Regions from separate parts of the Mus musculus genome. Here region 2 is linked to region 1. The links are chromatin loops, found by intact Hi-C in ENCODE. Cell type or tissue: left cerebral cortex. All regions are shown on one strand.

Region 1 (8,000 bases):
CATTTACACATTCTCCCCCCCTCACACACACACACCTTTTTAATTAAGCATTTATTTTGAGCACATATGCACCTATGTGCAGGTTGAATGAGACCTTGTGGGAATTCGTTCTCTCTTTCTATCATGTGATCCCTGAGATGGACTTGTTGGAAAGTGCCTGCTGAGCCACCATACCAGCGGTTTCATATTTTATTCTTATCTATCCTGGCCGCATGTACAGTGTTTTCTGTCTCCTTCACCACCTAAGCAGTCCTTTATGCTTTTATGTCATGTATCTCCCATCTTCCATCTTCACCCTTTGCCATTTTTTGCCCTTTATATATAATAAATAATCATACATAATAATAAACCTATACTCTACATATGACAGAGAACTTCTATTTTCTTCCATTCTATTAAAGAACACATCTCAGTCTTAGAAACATATGGCTGTGAATTTACAAAGTGCCCGTTCAACCTTTGTGAGTGTCTTTAATGTACAAGACACTTACCCGAAGCTGTTAATTCAAACTGTGTACACACAGTAAAATCCAAGACAGTAAAGCAAGCATAGCTACACCTCAATGTTTTCCTTCCAGCAGCCATCAGCTGACCTGGAATTTGACCGTGTGGTAATTTATACAACCTGCCTTCGTGTGGTGAGGACGACCTTCGAGAGATGCGAACTGGTTAGAAAGATCTTCCAAAACCATCGAGTAAAGTTTGAAGAGAAAAACATAGCTCTAAACGGTGACTATGGGAAAGAGTTGGATGAACGGTGCAGGAGAGTCTCCGAAGCTCCTTCCCTTCCTGTTGTCTTCATTGATGGCCATTATCTTGGGGTAAGTATACCACAGAAGAAAACTGCCTTTGCGTATGTCTCACCTATGAACTGTATGAAAAGATGACCTGTGACATGACCACTCGGACATTTGCTGTTTGGATGAGCTCAGGCCTAAGGGTTTGGATTCTTATTCTATTCCAAATGATGTGCTGCTGTGTCGTTCATCCTTGCAGAATAACAGTGAGATGAAGTCAGTGTGAAATTGCTTTGTTGAATAACGGTACATTCCTGACATGCTCAATTAACTTTGACTTCTAAAAACTGACCCAAGATAGAACTACGTTTTTTAGTGTAAATCAAAATTTGAGTATTTTTAAGAGAAACATTTGTAAATTTTAATTCTCCATATTCAAATAATCAAATAATTTCTGGCCCAATGACACAAATACGACATGACTGAAATGAAGTCTGGAGCCAAAATTATATCCAATTATTGTTTAATATCATTTTTGAGTTTATTAATAATGGGAGTGTGACTTAGATTCACACAAAGCAATAAGCAGAGAGAATCCAATTTCCAGAAAAGCAACAAATCTGCCTCCTTCTTGCTCCTTGAATAACACTGTTAGTGTCCTTAACACCCTTGATCTCCAAACACACTTGGGTAAGACACCCCAGGATGAGAACAAAAAGCCTAAAGGTATAGCAACCACTGAGTCGTGTAGCCAGCCAACTGATCCCTTATCAGAGATCAAAGATTTTCAAACCTTAGAAGGATGCTTGGGTCTTGATCATGCTCGGCATCTGATCTTAACTTTTAACATTGAGGGACTGAGGAAGAAAAAAAAATCTATATCTGGGAGATGTCTGATTTGCTTCAGGGAACTTGTGTCTATTAGACTGACTACAGGCATAGTTATTAAATGGAAAGGTAAATGTCAAGAATCCATGATTACATAGCTATGGTGACATGAAATTTCATTTTAATCAGAGCTGAAAAAGCACAGCATTTTGAAATGGAGGATTTTTGACTTGAAGTATTGATCTTCTATCTGTGTGTTTCACCATTTACTCTTAGGTTCCAGAACTATAATAGTGGCTGTGAGAGTGGTGTTAAGGATAAGGACAGTGATGGTGACACCTGATGTTGCCTTCTCAGCTTTCAGTTTGGCATATGTCTGATCCTTAGGATACTCAACTCTCAGCCCTCCTGTGGCTGCTGGATTAGAAGAAAACGATGGGCTCAGGCAGCCTTGTTTTAAATACCTGCTCTGATGAGTAAAAGCTTTGGATTCAAGTAACATAGCTGACCAAGGAGAATGAGTCTGGGTTAGCTCTGTCGGACATTCTGAACTCTTGCTTTGTGTAAGACTCCCTTGAGTAACGGGATTTTACTGTGTCCTAATAGCAATTAGAATAGGGCTTGACATGAGTAGATGTTCTAGTGAACTTAGATTGGCTACAGGACTTGGTTATGTAGCTTCATTATATCTATTTCTTCTTTCTCTGACTTCCTCCATAGACAAAGGAGGACAGAAGGTGATTGCTACAAATGAGGTGAAGATCTTTTCAGGCACCTGGAGAACATAACTTACAAGGATTACAGACTGTGGCTGAGGATGTAGTTGGCAGAGTGCTTGCCTAGTGTGCACAAAGACCTCATTACTGCATAAATTGGGTACAATGGTAGAGGTCTGAAATTCTAGCATTTACACTTGGGAGGAGGAAGCAGGAGGATGCAGAATTTCAAGGCCCTTAATTGCATAGTGAGTTTGAGGCCAATCTGGGACTCATAAAACTCCATTTTAAAATACAATAATAGAAAGCAACAGGCAACAAAGATAGATGGAAATTTGCTTTTAACTAGGGAAGCATTCTGATAATGTAAAAATTTCCCAACTTACTGTGTAAGTTCAATTTCAGTGGAACTGTATAAAGTTAATGGACAGCTTCGGGCAACATCAGGTATAAGGTGAGCTTCGCTCATATGCTGTTCTTGATCCATTCTATTGCATTCAGAATCCAGAATACCTAAGCTGTGCATGCTAGTGAGGCAGTGCACCAGGCTGTGATACCTGTCTCGCCATTTGTTTTTCAGTTGGAGGGACAGAAGGTGATTGCTACAAATGAGGTCAGGATCCTGGCTCTTTCCCAGTTGAGTTTTCCCTCTGATCTCTTTATGTGCACACTCAGCATCTAGGAGAGAAAGGCCACAGGGGTAACTCTGGTGCTTCTGGATTGTAAAATGCTGCTCTGCACCTGGAAGGAGTGAGTCAAGTTCTGAGTAACTTGTGCAATCACTCTCCTCCAAACCCAAGCAGCTGTTGTTTGAATCTCGATGAAGAAGCATCAGTGGCATTACAGTGCACTAAGATGGGTTTCCTCTGCACGATTCATGGATCTGAAATGGAAGGATGCCCTCTGCTGGGTTTTGGCAGAGTAGAAAACATTAACTTTTAGGGAGGAAAATTCGGCTGCTGCCCTAGTAAGTTGGTGATTTCCCTAACATCTGTGGTGTTTTGAACAGCTACATGAAACCACTTAAGTTAGCTTGAAATTAGGTGAGTGAGAAGAATTGGGATTTGGGAATCATCTATATGATTGAGGAGGGAGAAATGGAATAGCTAGAGAAAGGGAGAGAGACAAGGACAGAGGTAGATGGAGACAGACTGTGGGCAGTGAGGTAGGGCAAGGAGAGTGGAGAGCAGGGCAGTCATTGGTAACATCCTTGCTAATCTACCATCATCGCCAAGCCCCAGGTGGATGCTGTTGCCTGAATTCATTGTGTTCTTCCAAGGGAAGTCAGTGAGCTCATGAGCAAGAGAGGAAGAATCTATTAAAATATTTTTCTTCAGTTTTTTACTCTAATAAGCTAAAAGCCGAAGCTGGAGACAATGGAACACTTAATTACTTTAGGAAATAAATTTTGCAGAGTGTTTTTTGCAAATGGGGTAGTGGGGGTGCGTTCTGCTCAGAACTGGCTTAAGCAATTCTTCTGGTGTTTTGGCATCAGACTATAATCTCATAAAAAGATTATGTTCGATCTAATACCTTAGTCATAGGTAAACTTAGACGCTCCACCAAGAAACAGGCTAGAAATCATGATTTTTCTGGACCAATCATCAAATCTACAATGGAAACTAGCAGACTTCATATTGGAATGAGGCTACAAACAAGAATGAACATAAGGGGTATCATGACAAGATTGCAAATACAATAAATTTAATACTAGTTCTCAAGTAAGAAAAGAGGGAACTTTTTTTAAATTAGGTATTTTCTTCATTTACATTTCCAGTGCTATCCCAAAAGTCCCCCATACCCTCTCCCCCAACTCCCCTACCCACCCACTCCCACTTCTTGGCCCTGGCATTCCCCTGTACTGAGGCATATAAAATTTGCAAGACCAATGGGCCTCTCTTTCCACTGATAGCCGACTAGGCCATCTTCTGATACATACGCAGCTAGAGACAAGAGCTCCGGGGTACTGGTTAGTTCATATTGTTGTTCCACCTATAGGGTTGCGGATCCCTTTAGCTCCTTGGATACTTTCTCTAGCTCCTCCATTGGGGGCTCTGTGATCCATCCAATAGCTGACTGTGAGCATCCAATTCTGTGTTTGCTAGGCCCCGGCATAGACTCACAAGGGACAGCTATATCTGGGTCCTTTCAGCAAAATCTTGCTAGTGTATGCAATGGTGTCAGCGTTTGGAGGCTAATTATGGGATGGATCCCCGGGTATGGCAGACTCTAGATGGTCCATCCTTTCATAAGAGGGAACTTTTTGAAGCCCTGTTAGTATCTCCCACCCCTCAGATCCTCTCAGATTACACCTGAGTTTGGAATCTGGTATGACAGATATTAAATGAAAATACAGAAGAACTTAATTATTAAGTTTTGTGAAGGGAAATGCACACAGGATTCTCACATGGAATCTGGAGTCAGATTTGGATGAAACCTTCGATGTCTTCTTGTCTACTCTTTGCTTCATTCTCAGAATCCTTTTTATATACCCCTGAGCATTTGGCAGTCCTATACTTGATTTATTAATGAGTCTGTGGAATTATTTTACATAGTGAATGCACTGCATGCATTCCCACTTGTAATGAACCAGGGTTCCAAGTTCTTTATATCATTACTGTTGTAGTTAAGTTTTAAAAATGCTGCTGCTGCTGCTACTACTACTAATTACTGCCATTCCAGTGTTTGTCAAATGACATATTTTAAAATATTGCTTTAAGATTTATTTATTTTATTTTATGAATATAACTGTTTTGTCTACATATATGTATGTGCACCCCATCCATGCATTATACCCATAGTGGTAATAAAATGGCACAGGATCTCCAGGAACAGCTGTTACTGTAGTTGTGAATCACTACGTGGGTGCTTTGGAACAGAACCTGGGTCCTCTGCAAGGATAACAACTACTCTTAACTACTGGTTTCTTCAGCCTCCTTGAAATGGTATCTTAATTTTTTTGTTGTTTTAAATTCTTATTAGTATTAGCATATGTTAACTATACAAAGTAGTATGTTTTATTTACATAGCATTTTCAGATATGTATTTCATATGTTTGGACCATAGCAATATTAAACAGTCAAGTGTTAACAATAATGTTTTCACTCTATCACGTTTTATTACCTTATTTATTTAAATAAATTTAACAAATTTATGTATTTTTTGTACTGGCTGGTTTTGTGTCAACTTGACTCAAGCTGGAGTTATCACAGAGAAAGGAACCTCCCTTGAGGAAATGCTTCCATGAGATCCAGCTGTAAGGCATTTTTTCAATTAGTGATCAAGGTGGGAGGGTCCATTGTGGGTGGTTCTATCCCTGGGCTGGTAGTCCTGGGTTCTCTTAAAAAAAAAAAAAGCAAGCTGAGCAAGCCAGGGGAAGCAAGCCAGTAAGCAGCAGCCTTCCATGGCCTTTGGGTCATCTCCTGCCTCCAGGTTCCTGCCCTGTGTGAGTTCCAGTCCTGATTTCCTTTGATGATGAACAGCAATGTGGAAGTATATGCGGAACAAACCATTTCCTCCCCAACTTGCTTCTTGGTCTTGATGTTTGTGCAGGAAGACAAACCACTGAACTATATTCCCAGTCACTCTGCTTTTAAAAATTTGACATACAACCTTGCTAAGTTGTTCAAACTAGCTTCAAACTTGCAGCGTAGTACAGGCTTGTCTTGAATGATCCTCCTGTTTGTGCTTCCAAAATGCTTGGATTATAGAATTGCATCATTAGAATAGCACTCTTTTAGTGGTATAAAAGTATTACACATGTTGAAAACAAACTTGACCCTAATTCCCTTTGTCCAATGAAAATGAAAACTGTTCCTTTGTTTTGTTTTGTTTTGCTTTGTTTTGTTTTGTTTTGTTTTGTTTTCGAGACAGGGTTTCTCTGTATAGCCCTGGCTGTCCTAGAATGTACTTTGTAGACCAGGCTGGCCTCAAACTCAGAAATCCGCCTGTCTCTGCCTCCCAAGTGCAAAATTGTTCCTTTATCCTCATATCTAAAACAGTTTTTATAATAATATTGGTCTGTCTTCTCTCTCCATGGTTCCTTAAACTCTTACAGTATAGTTATACTCATTCTTATCAAACCACACTAGAGGCTTTAATTGCTCCTTAATGCTATTAAATCTTATATATTGTTTTCTCTCTGGGTGTGACCTTGTTCTTCTAGTAGAGGCAAGATTTCCTTTAAATGTCTACAGTCTATACCTGATGATAGCGAGTGTGGGGTCACTTAAAATTCCTGCAGACTTCACAAGAACTGGTTCCCAAGATAAATCTCTTTCCTTTTTTGTTGTTTGATATATTTTATTAGTTTTCCTCTAAATATAGTTTATATATATATGTATGCTTGGTTACTGGGCCATGGCTAAGACTTCTTGGAAACAAGGCCTGTGTGTGTGTGTAATATTGTTGGTGGTATTTTGCAATTTTGACTTTGTACACATGGTGCTACCATTATTCTTTAGATCAGGTAGCAAAATCAACAAGACGACAACAACAGCCTCATCAAATGTCTCAAATTTTAGGATTTGGACATTGTTAGCATGTGACTATAGTGGTCATCTTTTGTTATGTAACAGACTACCCCTAAACTTAGAGCTTAGAATCAGTTCTGTAGGTGGCAGTACTGGGGATTTGGCTGCTCTCTGTGGTTTGTAGTTGGCTTACTTAGAACTGAGTGACACATCTTTTAAATTACAAATTAAAACTATTTTCCAATGATCTATTAATTTTATTCACTTTACATTCTGTTCACAGCCCTGATCTCCCAGTTCCACCCTTACAAATCCTTCCTCACATTACTCCCTTCTCCTCTCCTTAGTGATAGGGAGTTCCCCTTGGGTACCACCCCACCCTGGGATGTCTAGTCCCAGCAGGACTAGACACATCCTTTCCCACTGAGGCCCAACCAGGCAATGCAGGTAGGGAGAAGGAGATCCAATGACAGGCAACAGAGACCAAGATAATTCCCACTCCACTTGTTAGCTGACCCACATGAAGACAAAGCTGCATATATGTGTAGGGAGTCTATGTCTAGCTCCTGCATGCTCCCTGGTTGGTGTCCCAGGCTCTGTGAGTCCCTATTGTCCCAGGTTAGTTGACTCTGTAAGTCTTCTTGTGGTGTCCTTGACTCCTCTGGATTGCTCACTTCTATCCTCCACTCTTCCACAAGACTCTCTGAGATCCGCCTGATATTTGGCTGTGGGTCTCTGCATCTACTTCCATCCATTGCTGGATGAAGCCTCTCAGGAGACAGTTATGCTAGGTTTCTGTATGCAAACATAGCAGAGTATTAATCATGTTACTGGTTGGATCTCTCACATGGCATGTGTCCCAAGTTGGACCAGTCATTGGTTGGCTGTTCTCTCAGCCTGTGCTCTAGCTTTATCCCTGAGCATCTTACAGGTAGGGCATATTTTGGGTTGAAGGTATTGTGGGTAGGTTGATATCCTCCTCCTTCCAGAATGATAGTTTTTCATATGGTGTTTCCATATATACATTTAGTTTGGGTTGATTTTACCACCATATCACCTGGCTTCCCTCTATCTCATTGTGCCTCCTCAAATGTACCATCCCACCCCCACTATTCTCTTTAAATCTCCATTGTCTTCCTGCCCTATCTCCATTAAAGTTTCTTTTTCTTTCCAGTTATATCCAGGACTGATTTCCTGGTCTTCACCCATATTTATTCCTACTTGAACCCACTTATTTAACATTTTGA
Region 2 (8,000 bases), 270 kb before region 1:
CAAGGGCATCCCCACAATGACATTTATCCTCAGCAGAGATGCACACAGCAAGCTCCCGACAGCCTTTCGGGAGTCTCCTCAGCCTGGGCCATTAACCAGGGACCTACATCAAGTCTCAGTGACCGCGGAATGACAGAATGTGCGGTGGATTCTATGCTATACATTAGAAAACCAAATTCAGTGTATTGCACTTAGACCTTCAGAGTCGCACTAACAGGAATGACACACAGAGATCCGATCAGCATGCTGACTTCTGGTTATAAACCAGAGACCCCACACCCAGGATTCTTTCATTCACCCTTTTCCTGGCTCCCAATTGGCTGACAGGCAGCGGACGCACAACACAGAGTGGCCAAAGGAACAAGGCCATTTAGTCATGTTTGCTCTAGACAACTGAAAGGGCCTCCTAAAAATTTGTCCTTTACAAGTCCTTACATTGTTCCTTTTGTAAACTGAACATGGTATTCTCTATCATCACAAACATTTTAAATTGCCATTTGCTAAGAGGGAAATGAAAGCTTAGAGGTGTCTAAGCATAGCATGCTTTTCTTAGTCACGACTAGACTAGCTTAACACTTCTGCGTTATAACACTCAACAGAAAATAATAGAAGGCATGGGGCCGTCTGCTCTTGGTTGCTTTAAAGTTTATGTCCTCAGTTTTGAGCAGCCAGGGAGGCTGAGTATTTTGTAAACTATAGGCTCTAAAACTCCCTGCTTCCTTCAGGCAAGAACCTTTGGCAGTCTGGGGCCCCTGCGTATGACTGGGCCTGTTGTTTGCCCAGTAGTCCTCTCCCTTTCTTGTTAGGAACGCCACACTGAGTAATGTGCTCAGCTGGAAACCTCCACTCCCCAGCTTCTCCAGCAGATGGGAGTGAATGCAAATGAGGCGTTGGTCACTGTGTGTCACTTGCAGGAAAATCCTTTATTCCCCTTCCATAGTTTACTTGGCACGGAACTCCTATAGGTTAGCTGAGACCCAGCAACCATGCTGTGGACTTTATGAGCGGCCTGTGTGCAGGCCGGGAGAGCAGAAAAGCCCAGGGAGCCAACATCTCTTGGGACTTGGTGTGGCAGGCGTGGCTGACCTTGACTGGCTACTTCTACACTAGCTTTTGAGAGAGCAAGACAGTATTCTAGGTGAGCAATGGGTATTTCAGTCTGTGATTATGACCACTGTGTTCAGACGCTGGAATAGCAGGAAAGAAGCCTGAAGTATGTAGCCTTCTGTTCTATCTATCCTTGCTCTCTGGATGTAGCCTTCTGTTCTATCTATCCTTGTTCTCTGGATGTAGCCTTCTGTTCTATCCATCTATCCGTGCTTTCTGGGAATGTATCTGTGAGTGCTCAGTATTATTTCTGAACTGAAGCTTCCCAAGTTCAATTGTTTCCCTGTACCTAACTTCATTATTTCCAAGAATCTTAAAAACATGTCAATTTTCCGTGTGTTCCTTTTTTTTTTTTTTTTTTTTTAAATCTAGTCTAGACCTAGCTAGCCCAGGCTGACCTTCAATATACAGCAATCCTCTTGCTTTGGCCTCCCAAGTGTTTAGATTACAGGTGTGAACAATCACACCCAGCAAACATGACCAACTTGGCTGTGTTATAACTATCAAGTTTGAAGTATTCTCTTCTTGTACTGAGCCTCTTTGACTGGTTTGGTAGAGTCCTCCCCACTGTCAGGTTCGAGACGGTAAGGAAGAATTCCTCAGAATGCACTTCAGAACCAGAACCCCAGGAGGCACCTGGGTGGGTCCACACCCACAGTTTCTTCAGGGCACCACCTAAGAAGCTTCGTTTTCAGGCACTGGGATCTCATTTCGTAAAGTGAAAATAAAAAACAACAACAAAAGCTATTGATCGAGAACCCTCTCTTCAAAAACAAAGTAGAGAGTGAGTGTGTGTGTGTGTGTGTGTGTGTGTGTCTGCTGTCTGGCTCTTGCCCTTCACTCCCTATAGAGTTCAACCTTTGTGTACCTGTGACACCCCAGACTCCCCTGCCCTGAGGCTTCTGCCCTGGCTGTCCCTCTACCTGCAACACTCTCTCCCCAGGTCTACAGCAAATTAGGAAGGCGAGCCCACCCAGCCTCCTTCATCCTCAGGTCTATTCACCCACTTTACACATCTGGCCTTGGCTGTTTTTCCAACAACTTTTATCAAATAACAAAACTCAACAATCTGACGGGTTTTGCTTTGTTCCTTCTTCATAGCGATGTGCACACTGAGGTACCCCTCACACCTAGGTGGGCTCTTACAGGAACTGGACAGATATGTGCCGAAGAATGCCCATGTAAACTACTCCAAACTCTCTCTGGTTCTCCGTCCCCATTTTCTCTGCACTACTCCATGACCCATCAGCCACAGCGCCTGACCAGCAGAACCCTTCCCCATGCTTCTTGTCTGACCTGACATGGTTCGTTTGGGGTGCCACTTTGTTACAAGGATTTGGCTCCACAGTGGCTGTGGAGGCTGGCAGTGACTGTATATCAGTAGCATGCTTCAGTGAGGAATTAGATTAGGCAAAATCTAAGACCTTTTCCAAATACTCATCAGCTGTGTATCCGAGTGACTCACTTGGCATTGACAGTGCTCTGATCCAGCAGGACTCCACCTGTCCAAACCTACCCCCTCCTCCTTCCGGGGTTTCCCTCAGCCCGTAGCCACATTCCTGAAGTCTCATGTAAGCCTTGCTCATTTTTAACCATTTCCTTCAAGCCATTATGATTACCTTCACCACTTTCCAGCTCTGAAACAGATGGCAATGTCCTTGAAGAGCCTGCTATCTGCAGCTAGCAGCATGACCTTTGAACCTGTCCTAAGTGTGACTGTTCTAGCACCTGGACCTCCTTAATCAGGATCCACATTTAACACGATCCCCTTCTGATCCTCCACACCTGAAGCTGGCACTACAAGTGGGCTCTGCAGTCAGTCCTACCTACTCACTGGCTCATTATTAAGCAAAGACCGAAGTCCTACACTTCCATAGCATGTGTGCCACCCACAGCAAGTCCTGTGTTCAGTTAACAACCTACCCACTAAGAGGATCTGCTGCCCACTTTATTTAAGCCTTTTCTTTACACCTTGGCTGTAAACAACTTTCAAGTGCACAGTAGCTGTGCGTCGGGCCAATCTAGACTGGGGGAACAGAAATCCACACAAGTCGCTTCAAATGAGGAGGAATGCCTTAACCCTGCATAGACTTCTGAATAGCAAACTAGGGCAGGGGGCCTAAGGTCAGGCCTCCATACTAGATCTCTTCCACTGAGGCTCTTTACCCAGTTCCTGCTGCCTAATTTGGTATTACTTTCAGGGCATACTACAGTCATCCATTTTCTCTCCTACTAGCCCCCTTCAATTCTGCCCCCTTTGGCTTCGATTTTCATTCTTCCTCTAACTTTAAGTTCCCCAGTAGTGATATAGTAGCATGGGAAATTATTTATTTATTTATTTATTTATTTTACAAATCCCCAAGGTTACAAACTTGTGACTCGATTGGGGTTGGCTGCCTTTGTGTCAGGCGCCCATCCTGTTCTAATGGAGGCCAGGGTGAGTGCAGTTTAGAATAAGGCCTTATCTAGCAAGAAAGAGCTGTCAAAGGAGATTGTTCCCTCTGAGAGGAACCTGTGGAAGGCCAATCAACAGGCCACGCCCCTCCTCCTCCCTCCCAGCCCCCAGTCCCAGAGATATTATCTGCTGGCTCATATTAAAGTGAAATCAACCAATCCGGAAGAAGGGTCATTCCGGAGGCGGAGGCAGCAGGAGGACCCTGACACCGATGGATACTCAGGGCTGCACAGACTCAGCAGCAGGAGCGCTTGTTTTCTTTCTGAGCCCCTGATACAGTATATCACTGAACTAGCTGTTTCCCTTTGATCAACTCATTGAGCCATTCTGAGCCAGGTCTCCTCAGCCATCCTCCTCCACTTTCAACAGCCTCCAGAAGTGGTGCAAGAGCCCCATAAGGCAATTGTTGTGAAAGCGCTCTGAACACAGGAGGTGCCTACCGCTGCCTCTCCATGCTACTGTATATTCTGTCAAAGTGACAGCAGCTTTACCTTGCCTTTAGATTTCTTTCTCTTCCCTCCCTCCCCCTTAATATATGACCTGCTGGTTGCTAGTATTTAAAAACATCAACTGGCGTGATAAATAATATTTTAACACCAGTTATCCTAACTTTGTTGCTTCTATCATTCAGACTGTGGTTAGTGCATTCATTCATTTTCCTCGAAATTGAAAAAAAAATACGCTTATATACTAAATTCTTAAGATGCAGGTCAGTTTTGATTCCCTTGTCTCTTGCCTACATATTAGAGCCCGGAATTCCTATTTTTCACATGAGGTCCTTACAGCTCTTACTACTCCCGCCCCCAGAAATCCTATTCTCCTTGCTTCTACTCCACCTCCACCACCCCGTTATCATCTATCTCACGGTCAAGATGGGGGCAGGGATGAGAATCAGTGACGGTAACAAGATAGATTATTTCTCAAAATAGTGCCATTCCACAACGTTGAAGGGCAGAGTTACTGGAATGGAAAAACAGACAAACAAAAGAAAGAAAATAAAAGTATACCGTTTCCTTTTTGTCCTAGTAAAACCAAGAGGTGTTTATTGAAAGCCTGCCACACGCCAGACAGGAGGAGAAGGGCTCCTCAATCAGGGTGCACAGCACCATCTCAGTCTTTGCCAAAGCGTCCTAGCCCATAACCTAGGGCATCTGTTGCACACTTCCTACAAGTGGAACCACTCAACAGCTGGCCCTGGGTGGAGCAACAAAAGCAGCATGCACCTTACTCAAGTCAGTTCAGTCGGCCGAAGTGCAGGCTTCAAGCAAAAATGAAAAACAAAAATGAAACCTCAAACTAGAGCCCGGTGAGCCACAGGGGGCAGAAGTGCAGAGACTGGAACGCAGCCTGGTATCCACTGAGCACCCAAACCCAATTAAGGCTCTTCCAGCCTAGAGATGCTGGGAACAGTGGATCAAAGAATCTGCGACGCCTGGGAATGGCAAACCCGCTCTTCGGGAAGCTGTGATGTGGGGGCAACACAATGGTGGGCGCTGGAGATAGTAGGTTGGAGGGATCTATTCATGGGCACGGGTAAACTCACTGGGAACAGGCAGATTGCAAAGATTGTGCGCTGTTGGCGAAGGAGGAGAGCCGGGCGAGTGCTCTGGGAGACAAGGACTGAACAGTCGCGTTGCGGTGTAAAGGAAACCTTGGGGCTCCCGCCAGCGCATAAATTCCGAGGTTTTGGATCCTGGAAAGCATTTGCTAGTGCGCTGAAGGCAGAGCTGGCGGAAGGGTTCACTGGCGATCAGGGGCGACAACCAGACTACTGGGAAAAGGAGGAGGGGGTGTAGATGGGATGAGGTGTCTCTTCCCGGCCACACACACACACACACACACACACACACACTCACGTCAGACCCCAGGCTGCTAGCACCTGCCCCCACGCACTCTGGGCGCACAGCCTCCTGCTGCGGCGGTCACTCACCTTCCGCGCGCGAGCGGATCTCCGACACTGTCCTCCGCATGGTCGGCATCTCGACAGCCCCTGCAGGTGGGTCTCGGGCGGGGACCCTGCACCTGTCACGGCGCCGCGCGGGCGGGAGAGCTGGCTGCGCCGCGCAGAGGGCTCAGCTGCCGCGGGGCCGCGCCTCCCACCCAGGGCAGCGTCGCCGCCAGGAGCCGCCTGGGCACTGGACGGGAGGGGGAAGGCGGCGAAGGAGCTGCGTCCGCAGAGCCGCCTAGGTCTCCCCGCAGTGGCAGAGGAGCGGGCTCGAGGGGCGGAGCCGGGGACGGCGCCGGGGGCGGGGTCTGCGGGGCGCGCGCTCACTCGCTGGCCTCCTGGAGTGGGGCGGGGACAGGGCCGCCGAGCCTCCAGGTCCCGCCCAGTTCGGACCGTACCATCCGCGGGGAGGGGACTTCGATCTAGCATTCTCGGCTTCTCGGCCCACCTCGGCCCTCCTTGAGGCCAGTACAAGTGTCCCAAGCCTTAATAAAAGAGGAAGAGCTTCTTTAGCTCTGAAAGCTCTGGCATCCCCTACAGCCACCTTCTGGCTCTACAATGCGATAGAACCGACCGTCCTCAGCGCCAGGGTGTTGGGTTCGGTGTGGGCAGCTTGAGTCTAAGCCTCTGAGACTCTGTGGGTGACGTCTCTGCTGATGTGGGGGGACCCTGCATTCGCCCTCTGAGTGGAATCCTAGCCTATCTCAACACCCAGCCTGACTCCTGGCCTGAGATGAACGTGAACCCTCTGTAGTAGCAGGCTGTGAGACCTGAAGCCACTGGAACGGTTCCTCTTGTCGTTTTAAGGCTTCCAGCCACACAACCTGCGTGGGTGTGTGAGCCCGTACTTCCCACCAGTTCGTCCTCTGCAACCTGTTAAGGCTCTGAAACTGCAACCAAACCAACTGTTGACCACGTGGTTAACCAAGCAAAAATTATGCTGTTTGTGGTTTCTGCTCCAGAAAGTTCGATGCAGTAGTTTATCCTCAAAGCCTAGTGGGGCGTCGGTATAAAATCCATAAAGATGTTAATTACAAGTCGTTATGTCCTAGAGACCAGCACGACCTCAGTGCCTTTTATTTTGTGTAGTAAAATCCAATCTAACAAGTCGAAACAAATGCAGTATTTTTAATTTGTTCCCGATTTCAGCCTCGAGATAGGATGAGGGGAGCTTTGTGTCTAGCAAGCTCCTGAGCAGGGTAAGAAAGGAATAAAGGTAAAAGGTACTGGCTTCGTGTACTGTTCTTCTGGGCACCTAGCGGAAAGAGCCTGTAGCAAGGCTTTTTATTAGTATTCCTTTGAGATCCAGAAAGGAGAGATGGGTAGAGGGTGAACGAGAGAGAGAGAGAGAGAGAGAGAGAGAGAGAGAGAGAGAGAGAGAGAGAGATATGACTGCAACTCGAGCATAAGGAAAAAGACAAATAAATAAAATCCGCTAATAGCATCTTCTCTCCATTCGTGATAGTTCCTCTACTTCCCGGAAGATCTCATTCACTAATCAGAGTTCTACCTCACTCACTCACATTAATACCCAGGCGGTCAATACATATTTATGAGGAACCCTCTCCACTTGTCTCTTATTCAGTGGTTGGGATCAGAACAAAGGAAACATATTATTTCCAGTGTGCTTGGAATCTCCTTAGGTTAGAGCAGACTCAAACGTAAATGTGTCTGTGCCAGCGATAGCCATAATTTAAAACCGTAGTCCTTTGAAAAAAAAAAGAAAATGAATACAGCCTTATCAAGACTGTCATCGCTGGCGGCTTTTACTCCTCCTAGGCTCCATAATCTCGTGTGTGTGTGTGTGTGGGGGGGGGGGGACCAGGCTTCCTCTTGATGGATATAAATGAGTCTGAAACCAAGTGGAAGACTAAGAACCAAGGGGCAGGGAAAATCAGCTTAAAAGTAAGCAAACAAATGTAGGAGTGGGAGTGGTTTTCGGATTAAGATTTTACATGAGATTTTTATGAACCCAAAAATGATCTGTTTGATTTATGAACAATCCCTTCTGTAACTGTTATGAGCCTTTCAGTGAGATTCACGTCTGCTTACTATAATAACCATCTAACGTGAGTTCCAATGGTACCTGTTTTCTGTAGTGCCACCTGACATGTGTGCATCAGCCAAGTTGACAACCTAGGTCATTCAGATAGGAAATGAAAACAGTTTCTCATACAGACAAGATGGCAAGATGCAGCTTGTGGCTTCCCCCTGGCTCTTTCCCACATGCTCCTGTCACAGAATCCATATTGGCAGGAGTACCATAGCTCCTTGGTTTCTGAAAATCTGCTCCCCCACGGTTGTTAGAAAGTCATCCATTTTCATGGTTCAGCACTGTAATTGAGGTTGAGAAGTGCACTAATCTGCATCAGCTTGGTATCAGAGCTCAGAGATCTCACCTTCCATTGTGTGAGACGTGTATCCTGCCAGCCCCTGGCAGGAAACTCTGGTTCTAGCAACATGACCTTGTTACAGAATCTGCAGTTGAATGCA

Evidence for each region. Hi-C counts contacts between places; a loop is a spot of excess contacts. Peaks named below come from ENCODE experiments on the same cell type or tissue, not always from the same donor. Only the 100,000 strongest peaks of a DNase experiment are listed, where the experiment ranks them.
Region 2: it touches region 1 in a loop (2.8-fold over the local background); 5 of 42 quality-filtered maps call a loop at or near these places.

What each region holds. Positions count from the first base shown.
Region 1 is chr5:68,109,734-68,117,733 of GRCm38, forward strand. It overlaps Grxcr1 (glutaredoxin, cysteine rich 1), which reads left to right. Exons shown (of 4, transcript NM_001018019.2): 2 at 579-821. Among named protein-coding and RNA genes, the nearest start is that of Grxcr1, 82 kb to the left of the region's middle. In left cerebral cortex, a CTCF peak has its summit at 3,182 (motif pointing left); DNase peaks (open chromatin) are centred at 3,162 and 5,124.
Region 2 is chr5:67,841,670-67,849,669 of GRCm38, forward strand. Atp8a1 (ATPase, aminophospholipid transporter (APLT), class I, type 8A, member 1) reads right to left here and starts at 5,762. Exons shown (of 37, transcript NM_001038999.2): 1 at 5,493-5,762. The coding sequence starts at 5,541. In left cerebral cortex, CTCF peaks have their summits at 888 (motif pointing right), 4,850 and 6,017 (motif pointing left); DNase peaks (open chromatin) are centred at 823, 2,603, 3,851, 4,453 and 2 more places; H3K4me3 peaks cover 4,639 bases; H3K27ac peaks cover 3,708 bases.